2 separate regions of the Homo sapiens genome follow, and region 2 is linked to region 1. Evidence: read pairs that join two places in POLR2A ChIA-PET (ENCODE). Cell type or tissue: A673. All regions are shown on one strand. Each heading gives the region's core, and the rest is flanking DNA. Links, peaks and the distances in the headings are about the cores only. Region 1 holds the start of LOC105375008 (a long non-coding RNA gene). Region 2 holds the start of HCG15 (HLA complex group 15).

Evidence for each region. Peaks named below come from ENCODE experiments on the same cell type or tissue, not always from the same donor. Only the 100,000 strongest peaks of a DNase experiment are listed, where the experiment ranks them.
Region 2: POLR2A ChIA-PET joins it to region 1 with 24 read pairs; 2 of 35 experiments call an interaction of 5 or more read pairs at or near these places.

What each region holds. Positions count from the first base shown.
Region 1 is chr6:29,469,145-29,483,956 of GRCh38, reverse strand. It overlaps LOC105375008 (a long non-coding RNA gene), which reads right to left and starts at 8,258. Exons shown (of 4, transcript XR_007059916.1): 1 at 8,170-8,258; 2 at 4,025-4,145. It also overlaps the pseudogene MAS1LP1. In A673, for the core only: no CTCF peak of the experiment used is centred there; no DNase peak of the experiment used is centred there.
Region 2 is chr6:28,979,679-28,994,490 of GRCh38, reverse strand. It overlaps HCG15 (HLA complex group 15), which reads right to left and starts at 9,742. Exons shown (of 3, transcript NR_135289.2): 1 at 9,507-9,742; 2 at 7,612-7,814; 3 at 5,924-6,191. TRF-GAA1-2 (tRNA-Phe (anticodon GAA) 1-2) reads left to right here and starts at 12,747; the gene lies at 12,747-12,819. It overlaps TRE-CTC1-6 (tRNA-Glu (anticodon CTC) 1-6), which reads right to left and starts at 12,292; the gene lies at 12,221-12,292. TRL-AAG3-1 (tRNA-Leu (anticodon AAG) 3-1) reads right to left here and starts at 5,489; the gene lies at 5,408-5,489. RefSeq lists cis regulatory regions at 1,579-1,890, 13,038-13,860. In A673, for the core only: no CTCF peak of the experiment used is centred there; a DNase peak (open chromatin) is centred at 8,860; H3K4me3 peaks cover 710 bases; H3K27ac peaks cover 1,408 bases.

The DNA.
Region 1 (14,812 bases), core at 5,867-8,366:
AAATATGAACAAACATTAGAAAGGTGTTTCACCTCAAACACCCAGGTGTGGCCACGGAATAAACCAAATAAGGAAAATCTCCCAGAGGGAAGTTCCAGTGTCTATGGACAATTCACTAAATAGATTAGGTGAATCCTTCCAATGAGAAGAACAGAGAACTGTGAGCTTGAGAGTGATGGAACTTACTTTCCTGACAACAAGTGTGATTCTGTCTGTTCTTTTACCCAAGAATGTCTAGCTGGAAAGGACACTCACTGAATGAATGGAATTAAATGCCTGTCACGTGGGTGCCAGAATGGAGCTAGAGGCAGTAACAAGATGATACTAGGTACATACAGTTCTTGACAAAATAATGAATGCATTTCAAATAGATGCAAATATTTTAATTTTAACTTGGACAAGGGAGGGAGGTGTATATAATTTGGGGGTAGGTGAAAAAGGCCTAAGTGTTGGTTATGGTGAGGGCATTCCAATGAGATATCGCAGGACATTCTATGTGGTATGACTCTAAGAAGAGTTTTCACAGATATAAAAAGAGATGGAAGGAAAGGAAGTTCTTTTTTCTCGCATTTTTTATATCATATTCTGAGTATGAAGTCATATCCTAAGCATTCGGAAAACATGCCCAGTGAGGAATGAGGACAATATTCTGAAGATGCCAGAAGTAAAAGTGGATAATTCTAATTTTTTCAAGACATTGTGCCACTGACTTGAACATCTTGCAGCAGCCCTATCTACAGGTGTCTTGTGCTTCAATATTATACATCACTGACTGCTAAAATTAGTTTAATTGAGCTTCTCTATTTGGCAGCCAAAAACATTTCTAACTGGAAATATTTTCTTATCCTTGAATGAAAAGGCAAAGACAGCCTTCTATGGGAATGCTACACAGCAAACTGGAATCCTAGTACTAGATAAGCTTGCCTCATACATTGATGCCCATTGTTGTTAAACCAGGGCCTAGATTTATGTTTATAAAATTATCTGAGTGTGGCTTTTACTGTGATAGAAGCAAATAGTGCTGGTTCTCAAAGGTAGAAAAGCATAAGAGATACACTATATGGGGGAGGCCAATCTTATTAGGGGTGTCCTGTGGACAAGAGTCCCTGGATAGAATCCCAATTGTGTTTCAGATACATGACTATAGGCAGGACTTGAGCCTGATAATCACCAGTATTAGGTATCATGAGAGAGTGGGAACAGAGGATGCTCTTGAAACCAAGAATTTGAGACAGTGAGTCGAGATCATTTCACTCCATGCCAGTCTGGGCAACAAAGTGAGATTCTGTTTCTTAAAAAAAAACATACAAGGGATGTGAAGGACCTCTTCAAGGAGAACAACAAACTGCTTCTCAAGGAAACAAAAGAGGACACAAACAAATGGGAAAACATTCCATGCTTGTGGATAGGAAGAATCAATATCGTGAAAAAAGCCATACTGCCCAAAGTAATTGATAGATTTAATGCTATCCCCATCAAGCTACCATTGACTCTCTTCACAGAATTAGCAAAAACTACTTTAAATTTCATATGGAGCCAAGAAAGAGCCTGTGTAGCCAAGACAATTCTAAGCAAAAGGAACAAAGCTGGAGGCATCACGATACCTGACTTCAAAATATACTACAAGGCTACAGTAACCAAAACAGCATGGTACTGGTACCAAAACAGATATATAGACCAATGAAACAGAACAGAGACCTCAGAAATAGCACCACACATCTACAAGCATCTGATCTTTGAAAAACCTGACAGAAAAAAGCAATGGGGAAAGGATTCCCTATTTAATAAATAGTGTTGGCGAAAATGGTTAGCCATATGCAGAAAACAGAAACTGGACCCCTTTTATACAGCTTATACAAAAATTAACTCAAGATGGATTAAAGATTTAAACATGAGACCTAAAACCATAAAAACCCTAGAACTAGGCAATATCATTCAGAACATAGGCATGGGCAAAGATTTCATCACTAAAACACAAAAAGCAATGGAAACAAAAGCCAAAATTGACAAATTAAACTAATTAAAATTGACAAATTTTAGTTCAGTTGACAAATTACACTAATTAAAATTGACAAAATTTGACAAAATTGACAAATTAATTAAATTAAACTAAAGAGCTTCTGCACAGCAAAAGAAACTATCATCAGAGTGAACAGGCAACCTACAGAATGGGAGAAAATTTTTGCAATTTATCCATCTAACAATGGGCTAATATCCAGAATCTACAAAGAACTTAAACAAATTTACAAGAAAAAAACAAACAACCCCATCAAAAAGTGGATGAAGGATATGAACAGACACTTCTTAAAAGAAGACATTTATGTGGCAAACAAACATATGAAAAGGGCTTATCATCACTGGTCATTAGAGAAATGCAAATCAAAACCACAATGAGATACCATCTCATGCCAGTTAAAATGGTAGTCATTAAAAAGTCAGGAAACAACAGATGCTGAAGAGGATGTGGAGAAACAGGAAGGCTTTTACACTGTTGGTGGGAGTGTAAATTAGTTCAACCATTGTGGAAGACTGTGGTGATTCCTTAAGGATCTAGAACTAGAAATACCATTTGACCCAGTGATCCCATTACTGGGTATATACCCGAAGGATTATAAATCATGCTACTATGAAGACACATGCACACGTATGTTTATTGCGGCACTATTCACAATAGCAAAGACTTGGAACCAACCCAAATGTCCATCAATGATAGACTGGATTAAGAAAATGTGGCACATATACACCATGAAATACTATGCAGCCATAAAAAGGACGAGTTCATGTCCTTTGCAGGGACATGGATGAAGCTGGAAACCATCATTCTCAGCAAACTATCGCAAGGACAGAAAACCAAACACGGCATGTTCTCACTCATAGGTGGGAATTGAAAAATGAGAACACATGGACACAGGGCAGGGAATATCACACACTGGGGCCTGTTGGGGGTGGGGGTCTAGGGGAGGGATAGCATTAGGAGAAATACCTAATGTAGACGATGGGTTGATGGGTGCAGCAAACCACCATGGTACATGTATACCTATGTAACAAACCTGCAAGTTCTGCACATGTATCCCAGAACTTAAAGTATAATTTAAAAAATAATAATAATGAAAAAATAATTTGGGTACATATAATAAAAAAATTCAAGATCCACAATCTCTTGAATATAAAAACTACATGAAATATAGAGGAGATAGGACCAAAGGTAACAGCTGCTCTAGACCCTTAATGGCTCCCTTGTAGGGAGGATCAGTACTGTCCCATAAAGTCACATTCCCTATGTGACCTTGAGGTCTTCTCAGATTCTATCTCTGCAGTGAGGTAAACAGCCAGTCAGCACCGAAGGACAAGGAGGGGTGTATTTTAACATCTTGTCACCCTTTGATCATAGTGTATTTCATTCTTATATATCTCTCCTTCCTGGTCACTGTAGAACCATACAGAAACCATCTGCCCCACTATGTGAATCACATTTAACCACAAGGTTTTAAGAGGGAATATAATAAAAGATTATTTCCTGCAGGGATAAGAAGCAACTTCAAGCTAGAAATGCATGAATTGCTAGAGAAACCAACGAAAGGAGCCTTGCATCCATCTCATTTTTCTCAAGTTGAGCCACATGTGAACAAAAGTCTATATGAAATGATCAGCTGGCTCCTTCACAAACAGCTGTAGGTGAACGGAGGGGAATAGCATGAGGATACATGGAGTGTGAGCTTGATCTGGCTTTCAGTAAGAATTTGCCAATATGTTGTGTCAGAACCTGCTTGGTAAGTGGCACAGCACAAAAACATTCCCAAGACTTCTTTACATTATGTTTATGGATCATTCATGACTAATTTTCCAACAAAAACAAACATGCACTAGAGAAAATCAAGAAAGAGCAAATTGATCTTTGAGAAGACAGCAAAGTAAAGTTCTTACATTAATTTTACTTTACAAAACATGCAATTCAATTCATGACAAAATCCAAGGAGCACGTTTGAGCTACTGGAATTCCTGAGTTCATTGGGAAAATGCTGACCTGACTTTCCTCTTCTGCCTTCTAGGATGGGTTGGGCTGGGCTGGACCTCAGTCTGGGAGATGCATTAAAGTGGAGAGACTGACTTCTCTTAAAGATTCTTCTTTGTTTCAGGGGACAGTTCTTAAGGACAGAGTAATAGAGTCAGACAGGATTGGGGGATATCGTGAGATGTTGAGATAAAGATGCTTCAGTTAAAGGCCTGGGCTCTGATATGCAAGTGGCCCTGGTACAGGAAGACCTAAGGGACACAGGGAACTTGATAACTGCTTGTCAAGACCCAGTTCAAAGCAGATATGCTTAGAGAGCTTCCTGACATGAGGGCAGAACTTTGATCTCTCAGGAGGTTGGCCTCTGTGATACCAAGTCCGTCCAAGTCCTCCCAGGTATGAGAAAAAAGGTCTCTACCTTTTTTTTCATTTTCAAAGCATTTTAACTCAAAGACTCATTTTTTAAAAAAATTTAAAACCTTGTGATTTTTTTTTTACTGAGGAAGGTGCATTTGAAGATTGACAGGATAGAAACCAGTTTCCTGGAAAAAGGAGGGCCTGCGGTTCCCAAGGTAGCCCCAGTGGGTGAGCTACTTCTGTGTTCTGGTCCCTGGTTCACAGGTGCCCTGGCTGTGTAGATGGGCAGAGGGTGTGTTTTTCTGTTAGAAGTAGGATTTGAGCCACTGTGTTACTGAGGTGTGGTCTATGACTTCTGGGTGTAACCTTTCAGATTTTCCAATTTCCCAGCTTCTATATTCGTATTTAATTCTCATCTAACACAGAAAATGAAGTTCTGGCACATGCTGCACCATGAACAAGCCATGAAAACATGAGGCTGAGTGAAAGAAACAGAAACAAAATGTCACGGAAGGTTTGATTCCACTAATAGGACGTGTCCAGAATGGGTGAATGCGCAGAGACAGAAAGCAGATGGTGGTTGCCAAGAGCTGGGAGGGAGAAAGGGATGTAACTGCTAAGGGCATCCTTATGGGGCATGAAAATGTTTTGGAACTAGATAGAGTTGGGGGTTGCGCAATATTGTGAAGAGGCAAAGTGAGGCAGAACTGTGCACTCTAAATTGGTTAATTTCTGTTATGTGAATTTCACCTCAGATAAAAATTAAGTGGGGAGGGTGGGCTCTCGCCTCAGAATCAGAGCAAATACTTCAATCCCAATGCAAAGGCTACTTGGCTATTTTGGCTGCACCAAACTGAGCACTTCCAACAGCGCTGGCTCCCTGAATCCCAGGATCCAGCCTGTTGTATCTACTCCTTGGGGAGCCTGGCTCATGACCCAACTTGGAAATGACATTCCCAAGACCACAAATGACATTTCCAAGTACCAGGATGTCTCTATGCCCAGTGCTGGGGCCACACCAGATGCCGAGGCCTCTCCACCCCAGGAGGGCTGCCTCCTCCTCCTAGGTGACAATGAAGAATGTACTGCTCAGTCACTGGGCTCAGTGGTCGTCTCTGGGCATGAGCTGGGTTTCAATGAGCTCAGGAATGGGAAGCATGACTCTGCCCCTGAGGCCACATGCCACCTCCATAGCGGATCTTTTCTTCTGGCTGGAGGGGAAGTCACTTCTTCCCATGAAACTATTTTATCTATAAATCTCCTCTCCTTGTTGGAGACCAAAGCCCAGCTGCTCCTGCTTGGTGCCCTGGTGGCCTGGGGTGGGCCATGGAGTCCTGTTTGCAGTTTCTCTTCTGTCACCATCACGAGTTCTGACACCCTGGCCTGGGCACAGAACCGCACATCAGCCTGATGTTTCCATGGACACCAATGTTACTAAGCCCCAAGCCTCGTCTTATGACCAGATTAGATATAAGCTGGATCTGCTTTCCTCTCCTGGCCTCAGATAAGAAAGTCTAGGCAACAGGCACAGGGAGGGGCGAGACTGGGGCCAGACCCTTCCATTTCAACAGAGCTGCTGACTGAAGGGGAACTCCATCATCCTGGCAAGGAGGGAAGATTCAAACACTGGGCTCACTTGGAGCTGGTCCCTAGCACTCTCCTGAAACCCCACTGATGCACCAATATGTGACTGCAGATCACAGGGTCACGTGTGAGATATTTCCTGGCATATCTTAGGCTTTCATCAATTTGTGGAACAATCTTTGTTTTAGAAGCCTCTGTGATCCATAAACAAAGCTTCAGTAGCTCAGGGTTGTAGGACCAGGTTCGTCTCACCATTCTGAGACTTCCCATGATTCCATGTATAAAGTTCTCTTCACTACTGTGATCATCAGCTTGGACTCCCATGACTAAGACCACAGACTGAGTGACTTAAATGATAGAAGTCTATTCTGTCACAGTCCTGGGGGTTGGAATTCTGAGATTAAGGGGTCGGCACTGTCGGTTCTTTCTGAGACCTCTCTCCTTGGCTTGTAGATGGCTGTCTTTTCCCTGCATGCTTACATGGTTGTCCCTGTGTGTTTAACTAATCCTAATCTCCTCATCTCATGAGGACACCAGTCCTATTGGATTAGGGCCCAACCTAAAGACCCATTTTAACATAATTACCTCTTCAAAGATTCTGTCTGCAGACACAGTCACATTCTGAAGTATTAGGGGTTAGGACCTTAACATATGAATTTAGAAGGTCACAATTCAGCTAATAACAGCAACCCTTAGATAGCTGGGAATACTGAGGCAGAAAAGGATCCACTGCTTATCAAAGATAGCTGTGATTTGCCCACATAAGATCAGCTTTCATACCCTTGGCCTGAACTCCCAGGTTACTAGGTTTGACTCAGCTGTGGGTTCCCAGAAGAGGTATTGATCCTCTCCCGTTTCATTTTTAGTTAGGTGACCAACCAGCTTGGTTTTCCCAGGGCTATCGGGATATTCAGGACAAGGAATTTTCAGGAATACAAACTAGGAAATTCTAAGGCAAAGTGGTACCTTTGCCCTCCCTGCACAATTCTTCACACAAAGACCTGTGATTGGCAGCCTGAAGCGGAGTGCCTGCTCCTGAAGTGGACAGAGCCCATGGCTCAAGTGCATGTCTCCCTCGGGACCCCATGAAGCAGCTTCTGGTGTGCAGGGTCCCCTGCTCTCACCTACATGTAACAGAGCAACTTAAGTCCTCTGCAGGCACCCTCCCCAAGTAGCTCCTCAGTGTCAAACCCTGTTCCAGGGGCTGGAGAAAAGGCAGTGAACAGAATTTTAAAGACAAAGTAAATTCTCATGGAACTTCCATTCCAGGGCATGATTCCCACAAAAGCAAGTAAGTGAATATCATAGACTGCCAGCAGGTCAAGAGTGCAATGTTTAAAGGCTGATCAGCAGAAGATCACCTGGAAGGTGACCCTGAGGCAGAGACTGGAAGGAGGAGACCGAGCTCACTGAGGCACAGAGGCTCTTCCAAGCAGGAGAACAGCATGTGCAAAGGTCCAGGGAGGAGGCCTGAGAGCTAACAGAGAAGAGGTGAGCAGGAGCAAGGTTGGGAGCCCTTCCCTTGAGTACTGACCAGCAACCTCCCCATCCAGGACTCAAGGAGTCTCAGAACCTCAAGGTAAAGTAGTCACTCAGTGCCCCCACCAAAACGATGTCACAAAAACAGCCTGTACCAGTGGGAAAGTTGGAGAACCATCCCTATGGGCTAATGTAAACAAATGTATTTTTTTATGCAGCCTTATAGATAATCTGGGTGCACGGGATACACACTGGGCCTTGGGCACAGCATGAAGCATCAGGGATAACTGAATGCGGTGGAGAGAGGGGTAAGGGTATGCATGAGAGGGCATCCTGCAATGGAGAATCTGGGAGGGAAGGGATGGGTCTCCCACAAGAAGCTTGCTCCTTTCCTCCACTCTGCTCTGCAGAATCCCTGCCAATCTCATGAGGCTCAGCAGGAACCTCTGAGGACAGAGGGCAACCCTGACTCTCCTCTCCAGACCTGGTATGTTACCAGCCTTTGTTTTTGCAGGATGTGCGCAGGCAGCAAAGGTAGCCCACCATAGCCTAGCTTCTCGCAACCCTCTCTGGAAAGCTGGATTGGGACAATGAGACTGAGACCTCAGGACATGTGAACATGAGCCATACGGGAGGTGAGTGGTTGGTGGACAGGCAGGTGGTCTTCTCCCTGACAGTGCTGGTGGCCCTCTGTGGACTGGTAGGCAATGATGTGATCTGCTGGCTTCTCTACTCACAGGTCTGGAGCAGCCCCTATGTGACCTACATCCTTAACCTGGCCACTGTTGATATGGTCAACCTCTCCTGTGTAACTGTGATCCTGCTGGAGAAAATCCTCATGCTGTATCACCAGGCGGCATTGCAGGTGGCTGTGTTTCTGGATCCTGTCTCCTATTTCTCCGACACAGTGGGTCTCTGTCTCCTGGTGGCCATGAGTATTGAGAGCTTTCTCTGTGCCCTCTGTCCCACCTGGTGCTGCCACCGCCCAGAGCACACCTCTGCCATGGTGAGGTGGGCCCTGGCCCTTTCTTTGTATGCAGTTAGCCAGGTCTGTGAGTACTGGGAGAAGTGCTTGGCATGTGACCAATTTCATGAGGCTTTATGACATGTCATGTACTTATTTGCTTTGTAATGGGCATGTCCAAGCTGATCCTGATCATCTGGGGTCTGTGCTGTCCCCAGTGGTGTTCCCCCATCAGGACCTATCATGTTGTCTGCTTTGTGATCATCAGCTTCTTCCTTTGGGTCCTGCCCTTAGTTGTCCTTGTGTGCCTGCCAGGAAAGTTTCTGACCCTTGCCTTTGACCTCCTGTTGCTACTGTCCATTGTGGTCAGCATGCCTCACCTAGTCATCTACTTCTTGGCTGAGTAACTCTACAGGAAGAGGCACAGGGAGTCCCTAAAGGCTGTTTTTCAGAGGGCTTTGTTGAGTGAGATGGAGGCATGGATAAAATGAGGCGTTTCAGGCCCCCGATCCCAGGGCAGATTTCAGCCTCACAGCTGGAAACAAACTGCTCTTCTAGGGGGCTCAGCTCCTCCACAAAGGCAGGGACTGCCTATGCACAAGGCTGTAAAAGGGATCATGTCTGGAAAACATGCTGGATCCTCCAAGGAGCAGGGTGAATGTTCTTGAGATTATTTATTACCTTTGTGTATTTTCAGAGTAACCAGATTTCTGACTGAATTCAAGACAAAATTACTTTGCTTCTGTTGATAGCCCATTATTCTCAATTCCCATGGAAACCCTCTGGAAAGGCAGGTCAGGAGCAAAGCAGACCTTCCTGGCTTCTTCTTTTTTTTTTTTTTTCCAGCTAATTATTTTATTTTATTTTATTTTATTTTTCTTTTTTTATTATACTTTAAGTTTTAGGGTACATGTGCACAACGTGCATGTTTGTTACATATGTATACATGTGCCATGTTGGTGTGCTGCACCCATTAACTCATCATTTAACATTAGGTATATCTCCTAGTGCTATCCCTCCCCCTTCACCCCACCCCACAACAGGCCCCAGAGTGTGATGTTCCCCTTCCTGTGTCCATGTGTTCTCATTGTTCAATTCCCACCTATGAGTGAGAACATGCGGTGTTTGGTTTTTTTGTCCTTGCACTAGTTTGCTGAGAATGATGGTTTCCAGCTTCATCCATGTCCCTACAAAGGACATGAACTCATCATTTTTTATGGCTGCATAGTATTCCATGGCGTATATGTGCCACATTTTCTTAATCCAGTCTATCATTGTTGGACATTTGGGTTGGTTTCAAGTCTTTGCTATTGTGAATAGTGTCATAATAAACATACGTGTGCATGTGTCTTTATAGCAGCATGATTTACAATCCTTTCGGTATATACCCAGTAATGGGATGGCTGGGTCAAATGGTATTTCTAGTTCTAGATCCCTGAGGAATCGCCACACTGACTTCTACAATGGTTGAACTAGTTTATAGTCACTGGCCATCAGAGAAATGCAAATCAAAACCACGATGAGATACCATCTCACACCAGTTAGAATGGTGATCATTAAAAAGTCAGGAAACAACAGGTGCTGGAGAGGATGTGGAGAAATAGGAACATCTTTACACTGTTGGTGGGACTGTAAACTAGTTCAACCTTCCTGGCTTCTGCAAGCTCCATATTTCTGAGAGTGACAAGTGTCATTCATCCTTATTCAGTCACCTTGCTCGGAGTTCTGTCCTCTGTCACCCCAGTCCATCCTTCCTGGGGACCCCTGGGCAGAGACTGATTCATGATCCTGATGTTCCTCCACCATTATGGCCTCAAGTTTCCATCCATCCCTTCCTACAAAAGCCAGGAAAGCGATTCAGTAAGAGTGCCATAACAAGTTGTTTCTGGCGTTGCTCACTGTGGAGAGATCTAACGCTGGCAGTCTGGCCTACAGCCTGGTTTCTCCAAGCTGTTTCACTCTGCTCATTCCAGGTTCCACGCACAGGCTACTCTCTGTGTTTTTCCCAGACTCATCACACAATCTAGCGCCTGTGCTTCTTCACAGGAATCCCACCCTGCAGAATGTCATGCATTCTTCCCCACCCTGACCAGGGTGTTGCCCGGCACCCACCATGGTCAGAACCTTAATGAGAGCCCCTGACCAGCCCCAGCTCCATCCCGTCAATGCTCTATAGCCATCACAGCAGCACATCACCCTGCTTCATTTGTTCAATTGCACCCCAGCCAGCGTAACTCTTAGATTTCAGGATGGTGTCCACCCCCTGAGTTGTCCTCAGGTGCACCATTTGACCTTGTCCCATGACATCCTCACACAGGATTCACTCTCTCCCTTGTTTGCACCAGACTCGCGCCCAACCTTGCAAGGTCCCTTTCTCCCTTCCCTGCTTAGAGCACTCCCTCAACACTATCTGTACATTTTACTCTTTTTCACCCTTCACTCCTTAAAGATGTTTGTCCAGACCACCCCATTTAAATCTCCACCCCTTTTTGACTCTTCTCTAAAAGGTTTGTTTCTTTTAATGTGAAGATAATTGTCTATAATTATTTTCTATGTATTCTGTGTTGTGTGTTGTTATCAGTTTATTGTACTCCTGCCTCATTTGCACTTGAAGCCCCAGTAGGGCAGAGGCCACACCTTCCTCCTACCCTAGCAAATTCCCAGCAAGTAGCAAAATGCCCTGCAAGTCTGACATTAACCCCCCATCATCTGATGTTATCCATCGCTCACTAGTCCACCTTTCCACCTTGCATGTTTCCACATGTTTTCATTGTCTCTGCCTTCTTGAGGCTTCCCAACCATATTCTAACTAGAATTCGACGAACACGTCTTTGGAGATTGTTCCCAGTGTTCTTGTAATTGATTTGTCAGTTTTTTACTCACTTGGAAAATGTCACTTGTATAATACTATGACTGTTATGTGAAATTCACACTGTTTTCTCTGTTGCCGAAAACTTGCTCAGGTTTGTAAATGTGCCAGTGATACTGGTAAGCAATGTACATTCTCTTATTTTAGATATTCAATGTGATACATTCTAAAGCAATTCTGAGATGTTTAGATTACAGCAATTCTTTAAATGCTGTTACTTGGATCATATTGATTTCTGCCTAGTGTAAATGACAAAATTGATAGGGACATGTTCATATCTCCTATTAGTTTGTTTCACATCACACTAGAATTTGAAACAGAGTTTGATTTACATAATTTGATGTTGTCCTTTGATAAGTGAATGGCAGAAACCCTGGCCCTAGAGCACAGAAGGGCTGATCCGGGCTGCCTGTCTTTAGTCAGCGTGTTTTGTTCTAACAAAATGCCATAGATTAGGCTACAAACAGCAGATATTTATTTTCTCAGAGTCCTGGAGCTTGGAAGTTCAAGATCAATGTATCAGCAGGGTGGGCTTCCCCTGAGGCCTCCCTCTTTGACTTGAGATGGCCGCCTTCTCCCTGTGTCATGACATGGCCTTTTTCTGTGTACCCACATCCCTGGGGACACTTTCTATTCTTATGAGGATTTTAATTCTTTAGGATTAGGACCTCAGTCTTATGAGCTCCTTAGCCTTAATTATCTCTTTAAAGGCCCTATCTCAAAATATTGTCACATTCAGGGTTAGGACTTTAGCCCGTGAAGTTTGGATGCCTGGAAGTAAGAGGCAGGTTGATCTCACAGAGTTGGGCTGCTGCTATGTTCAGGCAGGGGATACAATTTGGGCATTTTATGTGCCTTTACCCTGGGCCAACAGTTCCCTTGGAGGTGAGCATCTGGCTTATGGTTCTTTAGTTTTTTGTGGAAACGTCTCTATTATCCTTGCAGCTGATGAGCTCCTGGCAACACAGACAGTCCTCAGTTTCCTGAATTCTCTCACTCACTCAGAAAAACAAAAATGTCAAGGCTAGGTATGGACTATTACAGTTTAGTAAGTAATCCCCTTCCTTCCCTCTGGAATTGAGAACTACTGATGAAAGTGAATGAAGGAATGAGGACAGTGTCAGATGGAGAACAATGCATTACTTCTATTGCTCCTAAAATTGAACTGGAGAAAGGGGCTTGGATGTCTAAAAAACTGACTTTCAAAAGTGCCCCTTAAATGGTACCTACTCCAGAGGATCCCATCCCTCCTCCCTCTTCCTGCCCATCTCTCTTTGGAGGAAAGCAGTCCTTCTGGGGAACTCACCACCCACTGGTGAAGGGAGCACTCACTCCAGGTTATTCTTCCAAACTCACTCATCAGTTTCTTTCCTTCTCCCCGGGAGGGAAAAAGTGCGGGGAAAGAGAGAGAGCCCAGAGCTTAAAATAGACCTGAGATTCTCAGTCTTAAATAGTATTGAGCAGCTCAAAGAACTTTTGTGGATCAGGGTTGTATCTTTCAATATTTACAGTATTAGTAATTATAACTCAGAACTTTACAAATGTTTACTTATTAACTCCTTTAGAACATAAATTGTATGCCTATTCCATGTAAACATGAATAAATTTTAGAAAAAATAACTATGTTTTCTTTAAAAAGTTATGTTATTGAGAAGAGCAAGATGGTTTTGTATTTTGCAGACCTCTTAGAGGCCCAGCAGCAAGCTGGACATTCACAGCTGCTTCTGCATTGGTGTAGTTTTCCAGTTGGCGGCTTCATCTCACCTCATACAGTCTCTGGAAAACTCCACTTTCACTCAGGAGTGCATGAGTGTGAGAAACACAGACTCACTTCAATACTTCAAGTATTACCTGAAGATTATGTTGGCCTCCCTTCCCCTAAAAAGGTGTTGGGGACCACATCTCAAGAATTACTCCTCTGGGGTGATCCCCACCTGGAAATAAGGGCTGAGGGAGTGGAGGCACCCACCCTCTCACACCAGTTCCCTTGTTTGGAATTTTTAAAGAGAGAGGCATCCCAGCATTCACCCCGCAGTAGGGCAGAACTGTGTGGCACATCCTGAGAAGGGATCAGCGGGTGACCAGGACTGAGCCTCTGCCACCTGGAAGAAACTGTACCCCAGGACTGACCAGAGTGTCTTGTGGAGTTTCGGCCTCACCAGGAGGCACTTGAATCATGGTAACCATAAGACGCTGCACGGGACAGGAAGATGAATAGTAGCAATAGCAACTAGAGCAAATATGTTCACTGATGATTTACTGTATCTCAATATTGCTCTAATCACTGTGAAAACATGAAGCCAGTTTTCACACTCTATTAATAGGTAACATTATTATCCTGCTTCAGCCTAAGCCAAAAGGCTGCTTGGCCCACTTAGCTGATTGTTATCCAATGGTCCCAGCACATTTATAACAAATATAGTCCTTCACTATTGTTCTGATTTTTGGTTATCAATCATGTTTAGACTTATGTGGGTCTGTCTCTGGGCCTTCTGCTCTGTTCTGTTGGCCTATTTATCCACCCTTGGACAACACCACACTTGATGTAGTTACTGCATCTTTCCCGTGCATATCTATGCCCAGGAAACTGAGTCCTCCTACAAACAGCCAGAGAAGAACAAGACATATATGTACAGAAAATCAAAGATAAGAATGAAGCAGATTTCTTGTTGGAAAGTTGCAAGTTGTATGACAGTGGAGAAAATTCTTTAAAATATTAAAAGAAATAAATTTGTCAGCCTAAAATTTTTTACACAGTCAAAATATTTCCCAAAGAGATGGCAAAATAAAGAGGTTTTTGGAGACACAAAAAAGATGAAACAAATCATCACCAGGAGATATGCAGACTGAGAAGTGGTAAAAGACATACATCCAGCAAGAGAATAATGACTCCACATGGAAATCTGTGTCTATTTAAGGAAGGAGTCCTTTGCCCTGATGGTATCTTCTTAAGACGCTGAAATAAGTGGTGAGAGCCAACATTCTTGGCTTGTTCCTCATCTGGGGTGAAAGCATCCAGTCTTTCATTATTAAGGGTAATACCCACTAAATATCAACCATAGGATTTTTTTTTTGGTAGCTGCCTTTTATCATTTTGAGAAACTTCGTTTCTATTCCTAGTTGACTGAAATTTTTTATGAGCCTATTGGATTTTGTCTAATGCTTTTTCTGAATCTGCTGAAATAATGTTTTTGCCTTTTAATCTGTTAATGTGGTGAATTATATTGGCTCATTTTTCATGTTAAACCTGCCTAGTATCCCTGGGATAAATTTCACTTGGTCTTGATGTGCATATATTTATATTTCTGGTGCACATGTATGTATGTTCATGAGAAAGTGATTCTGTGTGTGGCGATGCAGTAGACCTAGAATAGTTAAAAAAAAAAAAAAAAACTTTGAAAAAAGAAGAAGCAAGTGAGACAGTTTATAATACCCGACTTCAAGGCTTATTATAAAGGTTCAGAAATCCAGATGGTGTGATATTGGTAACAGGATGGACAAATAGGTCAACAGAACAGAAGAGGGTCCAGAATAGACCCTAACATAT
Region 2 (14,812 bases), core at 7,528-10,027, 490 kb after region 1:
GTATCAGGATTGCTAAGATTCAAAGTGAAAAGGGAGGCAGGGAGAGAACAGGTTTAGAAATCACAGATAAGAGTCAGGCACGGGGGTTCATGCCTGTAATCCCAGCACTTTGGGAGGCTGAGGAGGGAGGATCACGAGGTCAGGAGTTCGAGACCAGCATGGCCAATATGGTGAAACCCTGTCTCTACTAAAAATACAAAAATTAGCCAGGCATGGTGGTGCACGCCTGTAGTCCCAGCTACCCTGGAGGCAGAGGTTGCAGTGAGCCAAGATCGTGTCACTGCACTCCAGCCTGGGCAACACAGCAAGACTCCATCTCAAAAAAAAAAAAAAAAAAAAGAAATTACTAGTCTGACCTCCAGAAGTCTTTTGATGTTTCCTAAACACATAAAATGAATATTTTGAGAGCGTATTTGAATAAATTTTAGATTTTTACCTGGTGAAAAAGATATGTCTTGAAAATTCTGAAGGACTACTTTATGAACAGTGGGTTAATCTTGTTCTGCAACTATCCCAGAATAGAATTACAATCCACAAGTAGAAGCTACAGGACATCTGTACATTTAGGAGATACTCAACTGGAACAGATTCTGCCATAAGGTAATAAGTTTGGTAAGAATAATACTGAAGGAATTCGAAGGTCAGGTGCATAGTTGAATGACAAAACATGTTGCTTGAAACCCTAAGATATCTGTAGTTCTAATTCTGAAGAGTTACCAAACAAGAGTTAGTCTAAGTTATAATTTACATACAAAAATCACCAGGTAAAACTCACTTTTTAAATCGAATTACATTCCACGTGCAAACACAAAATTTTTACCAGAACACTGATATGAGATTATTTTTACCTTCACAAAAGAAATGGAGAATGCCAATTTCATTTAAGTTTAAGAAAGATGATAAGATACTTCTTGGTAAGGATTGTAGCTTGACTACGTGTATTTGGTATTGCTCCCCCTCAGAACTACACTAATGCTACAGTAAAACCATTCATAATCAGGAAGAATGGCAGAAGAGGCAACTACAAAATTTTGGAAACTGAAAAAAGGATAAGTAATAATGACATTGAATTTGAGAAAGCTAAATTTTAGCCTGAAGGGGGCAAGTAAAGGACAAATCTGACCGGGCACCGTGGTTGACACGTGTAATCCCAGCACTTTGGGTGGCTGAGATGGGCAGATCACTTGGGATCAGCAATTTGAGACCAGCCTGGCCAACATGGTGAAACCCTGTCTCTTTATTAAAAATAGAAAAATTGGCTGGGCTTGGTGGTGCGTGCCTGTAGTCCCAGCTACTGGGGAGTGGGAGGCGGAAGTGGCAGTTAGCCGAGATTGCACCACTGCACTCCAGTCTGGGCAACAGAGTGAGACTCCTTCTAAAAAAGAAAAGAAAAAAAAAAAGACATTTATTTTACATCATAGAATCTTTAAGCGACTCAAGAATTGGTGGCACCATGTACCCCTGGAAATGAGAATGAATAGACTAAAACGAGGAGAGTCTGTCAGAGGCTATTTAGGAAGCAAGCAGAGTCCTAGGTCCTCAAGCCCAAAGAAGACTGGAGGTTTATTTTCTGAAGAAGGTTAAACAAAGGATATGTGGGCTAGACACATGGAGGACAGGAATTCCATTTGAAAAAGGAGCATACTGAATGTCAACGCCTCCAGCCTACTTTCCTTATCTCCCAGAAAGATGAGGGTCTGGCTTTCACCTCCCAGACAAAAGACGCAGTTTTCAGTGAGAAATCCAACCAGAATAGACTTGAAGATACATCAGGAGTTTCTCAGCAAGTGGCCTAGCCAGATAACCTGTAGTGAACATCAGCAAGTCATAGTCGTGCCATCAGAGCTTCCCATAGGTTTTATAGTCCTCCTCTATTAAAAAAAATGTATTGGCCGGGCGCAGTGGCTCCTGCCTGTAATCCCAGCACTTTGGGAGGCTGAGGTGGGCAGATCATCTGAGGTCAGGAGTTCAAGACCAGCCTGACCAATATGGAGAAACCCTGTCTCTACTAAAAATGCAAAAATTAGCCAGGCATGGTGGCGCTTGCCCGTAATCCCAGCTACTCAGAGTCTGAGGCAGGAGAATCGCTTGAACCCGGGAGGCAGAGGTTGTGGTGAGCCGAGATTGTGCCATTGCACTCCAGCCTGGGCAATAAGAGCGAAACTCCATCTCAAAAAAATAAATAAATAAAAAATAAAGTTTATTATAGAACATTTCAAACCCATGCAAGAGTTAAGGCAATAGAAAAATGAACTCCATGTACACATCATTCAGCTTCAACAATTATTACGTCAGGGTTAATCTTGTTTCATCTGTATCCCCACCCATTCCCTCTGCTTAAGATTATTTTCAAGCAAATGACAGAAATTGTGTTTCATCCATAAGTATTTAATTGTCTATAGGAGATAATGACTGTTTAAAAAAACTAACAATATGGGCCGGGCACGGTGGCTCACACCTGTAATTCCAGCACTTTTGGGAGGCTGAGGTGGATGGATTGCCTGAGGTCAGGAGTTCAAGACCAGCCTGGCCAACATGGTGAAACCCCGCCTGTACTAAAAATACAAAAATTAGCCAGGCGTGGTGGCAGGCGCCTGTAATCCCAGCTACTCGGGAGGCTGAGGCAGGAGAATTGCTTGAACCCGGGAGGTAGAGGTTGCAGTGAGCCGAGATCGCGCCACTGCACTCCAGCCTGGGCGACAGAGCAAGACTCAGTCTCAAAATAAATAAATAAATAAATAAACAAACAAACAAACTAACTAACAAACTAATAATAGAGCCAGGGGCACGACGGCCTATGCTGTAGTCCCAGCTACTTAAGAGGCTGAAGTGGGAGGACTCCTTGAGCCCTAAAGTTTGAGGTTAGCTTGGGCAATATTGCAAGACCCCATCTCTAAAAAACAAACCAAAAATATAAGTAAACTAACACTAGTACAGTTATCACACCTAAACAAAATTATCTATTTGGCAACATCATCAAAGATTCATTCGCTGTTCAAATTTTTCTCTAATGCCATTTTTTCTTAACATTAAAAAAAACCAAGCCAGGCACCATGGCTCACACCTGTAATCCCAGTACTTTGGGAGGCCAAGGCAAGAAGATCACTTGGGCTCAGGAGTTCAAGACCAGCCTGGGCAACATAGCAAGACCCTGTCTCTACAAAAAATTCAAAAATTAGCCAGGCATGGTGGTGCATGACTGTGGTCCCAGCTACTCGGGAGACGAGCTTGGGAGGTCAAAGCTGCAGTGAGCCGTGATTGTGCCACCACACTCCAGCCTGGGTGACAGAGTGAGACACTGTCTCAGAAAAAAAAAAAAAAAAGTATTCAAATAAGGTCAATACATTGTGATTAGTTGGTATGTATCTTAAGTATTTTAATATATAAGTTCTCCCTATATCTCTTTTTTCTTGAAATTTATTTAATGATTAACTAGGTTGCTGGTGCTGCAGAGTTTCACAGTTTGGATTTTAATTATTGCACACCTTTGGTAGTATTTAACACATTCCTCTGCCCCTGCATGTCCTAAAAATTAATAGTTAGATCTAAGGGCTTTATCAAATTCTATATTTAGATTTGATTTGGGTAAGACTACTTCATAGGTGTCAGCACAAGCCTTTTTTGTTTAACATGACTAAAGTAGTCTTCAGTAGCCTCCTTGCTTTCTGGTGAAAAGATTTTCCAGGTTCATCTGGTATATTTCCTTAGGAAGACTCTTGTTTCTAAAACTAGTACAGGAAAAAAATATAAGATCTGAATAGTCTGATACCAATTATTTAAATAGAACCTATAATATATATTCCCAGAAAGAAAACTCAAGGGTCAGATGTTTTCACCAGTTAATTCTACTAAACATGCAAGGGAAAATAATCCCAATGTTAAACTCATTTTATGAGGCCTGTATAACCTTAATACCAAACCATTAGGGAACGATGAGGAAAAACAAACAACACAAGGAAATTTTTTAAAAAAGAAAATTACAGGCTATTATCATTCATGAATGTAGTGAGAAAAATCTTGAGATAGTAACAAACTGAATCCAGGAATATACATTTTTTAAAAGATTACATGTCTTGAACAAGTTAAGATTATTCTAGCATGGAGAAGTTGGATTAGCATTCAAAAATCAATAAAGGTGGTCAGGCGTGGTGGCTCACACCTGTAATCCCAGCACTTGGGGAGTCCCAGGTGGGAGGATCACTTGAGGTCAGGAGTTTGAGACCAGCCTGGCCAACATGGCAAAACGCCCCTCTCTACTAAAAATACAAAAATTAGCCGGACCTAGTGGCCTGCACCTGTAATCCCAGTTGGGAACAATTCTGTGACAGTCCTTCTTTCTAACATACAATTCATATTATTTTCTTTTTATTCTCTTAAATCTGGAACATCATTCAAAATCTACACATAGAAAGCTATCTCCTTTTTAGTAGAGTTTGCCCCATATTAGGGCAATAACTTATCTAATCCTTGTGAACCCCCATGAGAACCCCACTAAACTCTGAGTTCCGTGGGGCAAGGACGTTCTGTGCTGTTCCCTTCCTTATCCTCTCCATACCCTCCCAAACTTTATGAAGCTGGAAAGAGGAAGAGAAGGAGATGAGGGAAGGCTTCCAAGGAGAAACAACTTCCAAGCTGAGGTCTAGAGAATGAGAGACAGACCAGAAGTATGCAGAGAGAACTGCTCCGAGGAGAGATAGGGCTCCCCCGGCAACCACAGAGATACGGGGTACTGAGAAGCCCACAGAGAAGGTACCTGACTGGGTGTGTCTGGCAGTTGTAAGGTAAGGCAAGGCACTGGCACTTTCCCTAGAGTTGTCTCTTCTCTATACCATATAACTATGGTTCCAAGTGTGAAGTGAGCACACTACAGAGAGGCTGGAGGAAGAACAGCAGCTGATTCCAAACATAAATTAATCCTTCAGGCTGCGTGCGGTGGCCCACGCCTGTAATCCCAGCACTGTGGGAGGCCGAGGAGGGAGGATCACTTGAGGCCAGGAGTTCGAGACCAGCCTGACCAACATGGCGAAACCCCGTCTCTACTAAAAATACAAAAATTAGCCAGGGCGTGGTGGCGCGCACCTGTAATCCCAGCCACTCGGGAGACTGAGGCAGGAGAATGGCTTGAACCGGGGAGGCGGAGGTTACAGTGAGCCGAGATCGTGCCACCTCACTAAGTATGTGCCATTAAGGGTTTTTTTGCTTGTGTCACTCATTGCTGTATCTGAGGCGCCTGGAGTACACTGTCCTCTAAATAATGGGGGAACATTGTTCTGGGGACGGTTATCTCTGGCTCCGTGGTAAACAGAAGTCGAAGAGGAGAATGGGATTGATACGTAAGAACCATTCATACTGAACATTTGGAAAGGGATTCTCCTAAAAACAGTCCCTAGTGAGAATGAAAAGTACTTGGCAGCGGTGGGATTTGAACCCACGCCCCCGAAGAGACTGGAGCCTTAATCCAGCGCCTTAGACCGCTCGGCCACGCTACCGTTGATTACAACTGTGTTCTTCCGCATTTTCCCTAGTAGAGAATGTCGCCCTCTACTGCGTTTAAGGTGTGTCTTTTTTCCCATTAGGGAATGTCGCCCCCCCCCCCCACCCCGGGGCGTTTAAGGTGTGCCTTCTCCCCATGACCTCTTCTCTGGAGCTCCCTCCAGCGCCATCAGAGAACTTCAGGCAGCTGTTCAGCCGCCACACACCCCGAACCCCCAACACGTTGCTTTCGCACTGATGGGAGCAGTGAGGAAGGAAACCGGCGGATCCTAGACGCCCTTCCCTTGCGTCACCGATGTAAGAGGAAGCGGCCACGCGGACGGAGACCCCCAGGGGACGCTGTGGTTCGCAGGTTCGCTGTGGAAGGTGACGCCTGGCTGGAGCCCCGACGCCGCTGAGCGAGTTTCAAGTGGTTTTGGCCGACGGAACTCTACGAAAAAACGGGGCGCCGTGCGAAAGAGCGCAGTCCTTGCTGTTTATGAAGGTAAAAATTCAGAAGGTGACCCGCGGTCCCCGCAGAAATGCCCGCCGGGCAAAAGGCACAAGACGGTTCAGTTTGAAACCTCAAGATTCGAATCATTTAAAAGTATAGTTGCTGCTATAGTATAATGCAATGCATTGACAAAGTTGTTCGTTGCGTTTCTCTTAGTGCAGGCGACAGCGCGTCGGTCTCCTTGGCCCAAAATTTTGACTGAGTCCTAAAATAAAAACGCATTGTGCAAAAAATTATGACAAATAAGATCATAATAAAGAAAGTTAACTAGCGCTGGAGTTTCTTATTGTTTTGTCATTCATCTTCATTAAAATCACTGCTGACGGAAGTTTTTATCCAATATGCCAGTGGAAACTATGCTGTCTTAGAATTCTTTTTTTTTTTTTTTTTTGGAGATGGAGTTGGCTAGAGTCCAATATCGCGATCTCGACTCACCGCAACCTCCGCCTCCCAGGTTCAAGCAATTCTCCCGCCTCAGCCTCCCGAGTAGCTGGGATCACAGGCATGCGCTACCAAGCCCGGCTAATTTTGTATTTTTAGTAGAGATGGGGGTTTCTCCATGTTGGTCAGGCTGGTCTGGAACTCCCGACCTCAGGTGATCCGCCCGCCTCGGCCTCCCAAAGTGCTGGGATTACAGGCGTGAGCCACCGCGCCTCCCAAAGTGCTGGGATTACAGGCGTGAGCCACCGCGCCTCCCAAAGTGCTGGGATTACAGGCGTGAGCCACCGCGCCCGGCTGTCTTACAAATTCTTATATTTGAGTTGTTCATACGGAATTTACTGCATAGTGCCTGGTGTTAATTTCCTGTGGTTACTGTAACAAATTATCAGAAACTGTCTAAAAACAACAGATATGTATTCTCTTACAACAGATATGTATTTCTGAAGGCCAGAAATCCACAATCAGTATGTGGGCCAAAATCAAGGTGTGGGCTGCGTCCAGCTCCCTCTAGAAACTTTAGAGTAAAATCCTATCCTGGCCTTTTCCAGCTTCTGGTGGTTGCTTGTTGACTTATACTGATTCAGTAAAAGTACCTCGTCAATACTAAAAGTTGCAATACTCTTAGCAATACATTATTTCCTAAGGAAATTACTTTAGGAAAATTACTAAGAAAAAAGATTTCCAAGAAAGCAAAAGCAACACAGTCACTCCCTTTTTTGAGACGAAGTCTCAGTCCGTCGCCCAGGCTAGAGTGCAATGGCGCCATCTCGGCTCACTGCAACCTCTGCCTCCCGGGTTCCGGGTTCAAGCGATTCTCCTGCCTCAGCCTTCCGAGTAGCTGGGACTACAGGCATTCGCCACCACGCCCAGCTAATTTTTGTATTTTTAGTAGAGACAGGGTTTCACCATATTGGCCAGGCTGGTCTCGAACTCCTGACCTTGTGATCCGCCTGCCTTGGCCTCCCAAAGTGCTGGGATTACAGGCGTGAGCCACGGCGCCCGGCCTGCACACCCGCCCCCCTGCTCTTTCTCCTGGTCTCACTTTCCTCTGTTCCTCCGTATTCCCCAAGGTAGGCGCGCCTCTTTTGTCACCTGCTGTGTCAATCTGGGCTCTCTGCCTGGTTCTCTCAGTCCCTCACAACAGCAATAGTTTCCTCTCCACTATCAAGGCTATATTCTCCTACCAGTTCTAGATCTCTGAGAGCAAGATGGCCGAACTTGAGGGAGACCACTTTTTGACAGCTTTAACCTTCAAGGACACAGAGCAAGGGTGCCCTCCTGCTAGGTGCTAATTGGTTCAATGCTTCATCAGCTGCATCTTGGTCCATCAAAGGCATCATTCCAGAGACTGATTTTCTCTCTGGTGTTTGCAATCCTGCACGGTAAACTAGGAGGGTGAAAACAAAACAGAAAAATGGGAGAAATTATTTGAAAGTGACGATATCAACCAGTGAACATCAGGAATCCATTAACCCGTTCAACAAGTATTGACTGAATGCCTACTCTGTGCCTGGGCACTGAGTATTCAGGACGAACGCTGACACCGGCGGTCCTCACCTTCACAGCTAGGAGGAAAGGCCAACTGATTAAGCAATTGCAAGTCATCATCGTGACTGAATTGGTGCTGGGTCACACAGCTCGGGATTGGAACTTAGTGTCGATCTGGAAAGGCCTGCTTGGAGAAATTCACGAATGCACTGAGGAATGGGGTGGGGGTAGGAGGTTGGAGCGAGACAAGACTGGCCAAAAGTCTGAAAAGAAAAAGACAATTTGGGTTTGAACCCGCAACAGAACAAGCCCCACAACCCTTCTCTCTCCGTAGAATCCCTACCTCCCGGAGGGAAGACTGAGAATCCTGAAGGGGTCAGGAATGAGAAGGACAAAGGAGAAAGAAAAGAGTAGGACGGCTTCTCCCACGGATCAATCGCGTAGGTGGTGGTGGTCCCTGACAGCTGCAGCTGCCTGATCACTGCTGGATCTGTGATTCTAAAATTCTGAGCAGTAACGAGCCCAAGCGTGCACCTGAGGAAAGAGTAAGGGCACACAAAGTCAGAACAAAGTATGTATGTATTTGAGCCAGGGCCTCGCTCTGCCACGATCAGAGCTCATTGCGGCCTCGAACTTCTGGGCTCAAGAGATCCTCCCGCCTCAACCTCCGAGCAGCTGGAACTACACGTACACGTGACCGCGCCTAGTTTTTCTTTCTTTTCTTTCTCTTTCTTTTCCTTTCTCTCTCTCTCTCTCTTCCCCCCGCCCACCCCCCCCCCTTTTTGGTAGAAACGGGGGTCTCGCTTTTTTGTCCTGGCTGATCTCGAAATCCGAGGCTTCAAGCGACCCTCCCGCCTCCGCCAGAGGAAGAATGTAAACGGGACAGGAATGTGTCTCTGCTCCCCCGCCCTGGCGAGGGACTTGCTAGTATCCTCTATCCAACTGCTGGCTGAATGTGTTCTCTCTAGGAATCGAGGAGGACTGCCTTTCTCGCTGGTTCTATTTCAGTCCCGATCCCACAGCTTCAGTCCAACCGGTTTGCTTTGTTTGATAGGCTGGGCATGAGAGTGAGATTTGGAGCTATCCTCACAGATTCCTGGAAGTTGAACAGATCTCTGATGAGTCCTCTCTTTAGAACTAAACTGATTCCCCCAGGACCTACCAACTTGAGGAATTTTCTGGGAAGCACTTAGGTACCTGTACGGACTTGTCAACAACTGCCATACGTAAGAGACTCTAATTCCAGCTTTACTGTGCATGACCAGAAAGCTTGAAATTGAAATCTTGATGCCATCCCATAGTTAACCGAGATTTTCCAGGTTTATATATAGTTCAGAATTCAAAGTTCTGAAAATCTAAGAGCTTTCACAACTCTGCGCTTTTGCTTCTCCTGAGACGCTTGTCCTGGAATGCTGGTTTCCATTTTGTTCCCTAATAAAAATCTTGTTCATTCTTCAAAGCCCACTTCAAATAGGGTCTTCCCCACCCCACCTCCAAATCTCCCTCTCTCTCTCACATACACACACCCCATTGTATTTTTCCACACTTCATTTTAGCAGGTAACTCTGTGCCCAATAGAAAATTTACTCACTTGGCGGGGCGCGGTAGCTCACGCCTGTAATCTCAGCACTTTGGGAGGCCGAGGCGGGCGGATCACCAGGTCAGGAGATCGAGACCATCCTGGCTAACACGGTGAAACCCCGTCTCTACTAAAAATACAAAAAATTAGCCGGGCGTGGTGGCGGGCGCCGGTAGGCCCAGCTACCTGGAGGCTGAAACAGGAGAATGGCGTGAACCCAGGATGCAGAGCTTGCAGTGAGCCGAGATGGCGCCACTCCACTCCAGCCTGGGCGACAGAGCGAGACTCTGTCTAAAAAAAAAAAAAAAAAAAAAAAAAAGGAAAACTTACTCACAGTATCTGTCTCCTTCATTCCCCAAGTACGGTGAGAAGAATGATGATGATGATAATATTAATAACACGGATTTGGATAATTGGCTGACTGCTTTTGTGTATTATGTTATTGACTCATCGCAACTTTATATAGTAAATACTGTAATACTTTTATTCCCATTTTACAGTTGAGAAAATTGGGATTTGGGGGGTGTTAAGAGGTGAGATTTCTGTCTTGGTCATTTTTCATTTTCCATAGTGACTAGTGTAGTACAAGCCTACTGGCTCTGAATATTTGCAGATTGATTCCTTGACCCTAGCTGTTGACTTTTTTTTTTTTTTTTTTTTTTTTTAGTAGTCTTTCACATTCTCTTTCCTCCTCTTGTCTTGATGCATATTTTGGTTTTGTTATATTTTTTCGACGTTCTCTCTGAGCTGACGAGTAAACGGTAGCAAGTCTGGTGAATAAACAGAACCTACCGTGCCAAAATTAGGGAATTTTTTTTCCTATGGACAATGAATAATAGCTCAGATGAGAAGGAAAGAAACTGGTAGCATTCGAAGAAGAGTTCTTTTTCTCTAATCCAATTAGCTTTATGTGGAAAATGAAAGAAAAGAAAAGAAAAGAAAAAAAGAGGCATTAATCAAGATAAGTTAAGCCAGACAGTTCCTTTCACAGGGGTCCCAACCAGACTGTTTTCTGAAAGCAGAGGCATAAAAACTAATGAAGCAAGAGATTCTTGCTGCACATAGAGGAGACAACGTGTGATATCACGAAAAGAGGGTGCTTTTCAAGAACTGATCACCAGCAGGCCTAGAGGGTTGAATTCCTATGAAACATTAGATTAAAAGGCTTCCGTATATACAGGAATTTTACAAACCATATTACTTTTATGTCTATGTCAAAATAAGATTTCTTAGTCAAATTGATCTTATGTATGTGTCAAAGTTTATTAATTCAAGGACAGAACTGACAAGATGACAAAAGAGTGTCCCATCTCAAGGAAGTTTTGGAAACTGTGAATATATGGAGCCAGGGAAGAGAAGAGAAAGTGCAATTAATTAGAAAAAGTCCTGCTTCATTTAACTGGATCATAACAACATCACATCCTGGCTGGAAGCGGTGGCTCACGCCTGTAATCCCAGCACTTCGGGAGGCTGAGGCGGGTGGGTCTCTTGAGATCAGGAGTTCGAGACCAGCCTGGCCAACATGGTGAAACCGCGTCTCTACTAAAAATACAAAAATTAACCTGGAGTGGTGGCACGTGCCTTTAATCCCAGCTACTCGGGAGGCCGAGACAGGAGAATTGTTTGAACCCGGGAAACGGAGGTTGCAGTGAGCTGAGATCGGGCCACTGCACTCCAGCCTGGGCGACAAAGAGAGACTCCATTTCAAAAAACAAACAAAAAATCACATATTCCATTTGTTGGTGAAATAAGATCAGGAGCACCACGATCTTTGTTTGGAAACTTGTAGAGAAGTCATACGTGCCCCAAACTCTTAGCAGATATAAGAAAGAAATAATAAGCAATAGCTGCTCTTTAGACAGACCAAGAAACAAAGATTCATGCCCCGATATTGTCAGACAGGAACCAGTTAGCACAGGGTCACCAAACCTTGTCAGGAGAGAAACAAAAAGTCTGCTTTTTCTCCAGTAGCTCTCGGTAAATTTACCAAATGTGCATTCAGAGATGGTGCTGAATTCATTGTTTGCCTGTTTCTCAGTTTTGTGACAGCAGGTTTTAATTTCATGTTTATGACCTTCTCCTATCCTCTCTTAGGAAAAAAACATAATTTGTACCTTCATAGGGGAAAAAAGGTTGAAGCGCTGGAGAGATGAAGCAGTCCTGAAACTGCTTTGGCCCAGAATATTAAATTACTGTGTAGGTATTTCTAGGGCTATCCCCTAGCGCCCAGTTGGAGCAGCGTGAAACTTACAGAGAAATCCGAGGAAGATAGAGTAGGTGTCTAAACCACCGAGGCTCTAGCAGCTTCAGAAGCTTGAACACAGCGATCAAATCTCCCAGAAATGACTTCGCCATTTCTTCTCTGTCATCTTCATAACTGTCTTTTCAAAAGGTTATGCTAATCTCAACTAACTCCTAATGGATTGTCTCCGGAATTTCCCGCTTACTGAATCACCCAATTGAGTTAAAAATGTTAAAGCGCTTACTTAGAACAATGCCGGACACTCGGTCTACGCTAGATTAAGTATTCATTAATAAATGTTTTAAAATAATTGAAAATTACATTGCTTGTCATTTTGTACCTGGAATACTAAAACAGGAACAGGGTTTCTATGCAGAAAATGCCTCCTATGAAAATTGAAAGTTAACTTATCCACAATTTGCTGTTTACTCAGAGATTTCGTTCCTGGATGAAAGAATTTGGAGGTTAAAACAGAAAAACCTCATTCCCTGACCGGGAATCGAACCCGGGCCGCGGCGGTGAGAGCGCCGAATCCTAACCACTAGACCACCAGGGAAGCTGAAGTAGGTTTATTAAAACATATTTATGAAGCGAGAACTCAACACATACGCACACAGTTGACTTCTACTTTTCCGACGAGTTAGTGCACGGTCATGCTCTCGTATTCACTGACCTCCTGTTTTGCACCAACCAATAAAATCTGGACGGCAGAGGGCGTGGCAATGCCATAAGAGTAATTTGGGAAGTTCGTAACTGGATGATGGAACGTGCTCTGTTTCGATGTGTGCATTCAACCGAGAATAAATTGTAGCATCAATTTGTAATTGTCTTCTTGCTTTTCTTTGCATAAAGTGGTGAGCCATTTGAAGAACGAAATAATTTTTTAATTTGTCTTTGGTTCCTTCGGAGTACCTGTCATTGTGGGTTTTTTTTTTAATAAATACCTAATAGTAAATAAAAAACATAAGTAATAAATTCATTAAGCCTTATTTTTAAGTGGCGTGGGCGGAGCCGAAATAGCTCAGTTGGGAGAGCGTTAGACTGAAGATCTAAAGGTCCCTGGTTCGATCCCGGGTTTCGGCATGAGAGCGCTCGGTTTTTTGTGCCCACGGCAATACAAATATGGAATTTTCCTTCTACAATACAGAAACACTCCTTAGAACCTAAAATGGGGTCATATTTTTCTCAAATTCATAAAGGAAATCGCAAGAACACTGTGGGATACGTTTATTTCTGTAGCAGAACTCTAGGTATGGGTTTCAACATCTCACTAGATAAAAGAAGAAAAGGCAAACGTGCTGAAAGAAGTTTAATCTTGAGCAATACTAATTACATTTTATTTGCGACCTCTGTTCCCTCAATAAATATTTATTAAGTGAATTGTTAGTGTTATGCGCGCGTCTAACTGAAGAGACAACCTGAACAGGCTAAGTGTGAGCAACAAGCTGTTTATTCACTCTGGTCCGAGCGGGCTGAGTCCGAAAAGGGAGTCCCACCACCGGAGGGTGGTGGGATTGCAGCTAGTTTTATAGGTTAGGAGTAAGCAGTGGAAAGATACAATAAGGGCCCGTTTATTGCGGGCAAGGGAAGAATGTCACAAGGTACATTATCACAAGGTGGGAGGGGTCACAGAGCACAGTGTCACGAAGTTGATTGATCAGTTAGGGTAGAGCATGTTACAATGGTAGAAGGTCGCAAGGTTGGCTAATCAGCTAAGACAGGAGCTGTTTTTCTTCTTTTGTGGTTTTCCTGTTGTCCCAGACTTTCTGGCTCCAGGAGACCTTCTGGATGTGTACGTGTGGGTCACAGGGGTCACAATGCCTTGATCATAGCACAGCCTGCTCCGAGGAAAAGGATAGAGAGAGGCACGGCCGGTGAACTGAAGGGAAGTTTCCTGGAAAAAGGAGCCGCCTAAGCTGTTGAAAAAGTGGCTACTTGCTAGAGGTGGGGGAGGGGAGGGGTGGCTGCTGCGCTGTGAAAGGGAGACAGCCAGCATATTCCCTCAGCCACCTTTTTCCTAACCTCCTAATTTGCTAGCTCTTGGCATATTCAACCCCTGTCTTCCTACTCGGAGGAATGGTCTCTCATTTCCAAGTCTACTTAATATTCCATCTGAGCTTTTGAACCCTCTACCCATTCCATTTTGCTCTATGTTTGTGTCTTTCATCTCTCTCCTCCTTACGTGCCTCTCTTCAAATTACAGAATGTCTAAACCTCTATCTTTGGACAACAAAAATGGAACACATGACCTTATGCATTATCCTCAGACTCTTTCCTTCCACTCAGCACCAAACCTGTTGAAAGAACAATGTTTACCTCATTATTTGCTCATCAGCGGAGGAGGTCTGCCTTCCAATCCCAGGAAACCATTACCATCAACTTTCCAACTTTCAAATGTCTTGGCTGTTTTTGGTCCTATACTTAATTTTGCACAGTATACCAACCTATAAACAATCCTTCCCTTATGAAGCAGTCCTCCTTTGGACTTTGGGATTTTGAAGCAGCCTCGTTGTCTGGGGTGACACCCTAGATTCATCGTCTCACAGCCACAGAGATCAAGGACCTGGACACACAGAGAGGTTAAGAGTGGAAATTTAATAGGCGAAAGAAAGAAAATATCTCTCTGCTACAGAGAGGGGTCCTGGAAAAATGGGTTGCCGAAATTCGGTGAAATGCAGGGGGTTTTACAGATGAGCTAGTGGGGAGATGGTGTCTGATCTACATAAGGCATGAAAAACCCAGATAGGACCAGGTGTGCCAACTGCATAGGGTGTGAATCTCTGGCAACCCTCACCCCAATCTGTTATTATGCAGGTGGGTTCTCTGCCTGAACTTCTCCATGTTGCCCATTTCTTTCTTACTGTACACATGCTAACAAAAAAGGGAAGGTGGAGCCTCATGGTGGACATGCCTCACCCCCAGGTAGACCTTTTCTATCGGTGCAGCTGCCAGCCTTCCCCCATGCAAGTTTCCAGCTTCCTTATCTATGTCTGCAGCTCCATCTTGCAGGCTGCTCTTTGTTAGAAAAGGAATAATTTCTAGGGCTGCTTTTTGTTAGAAGAGAAGTTCTGCCGAG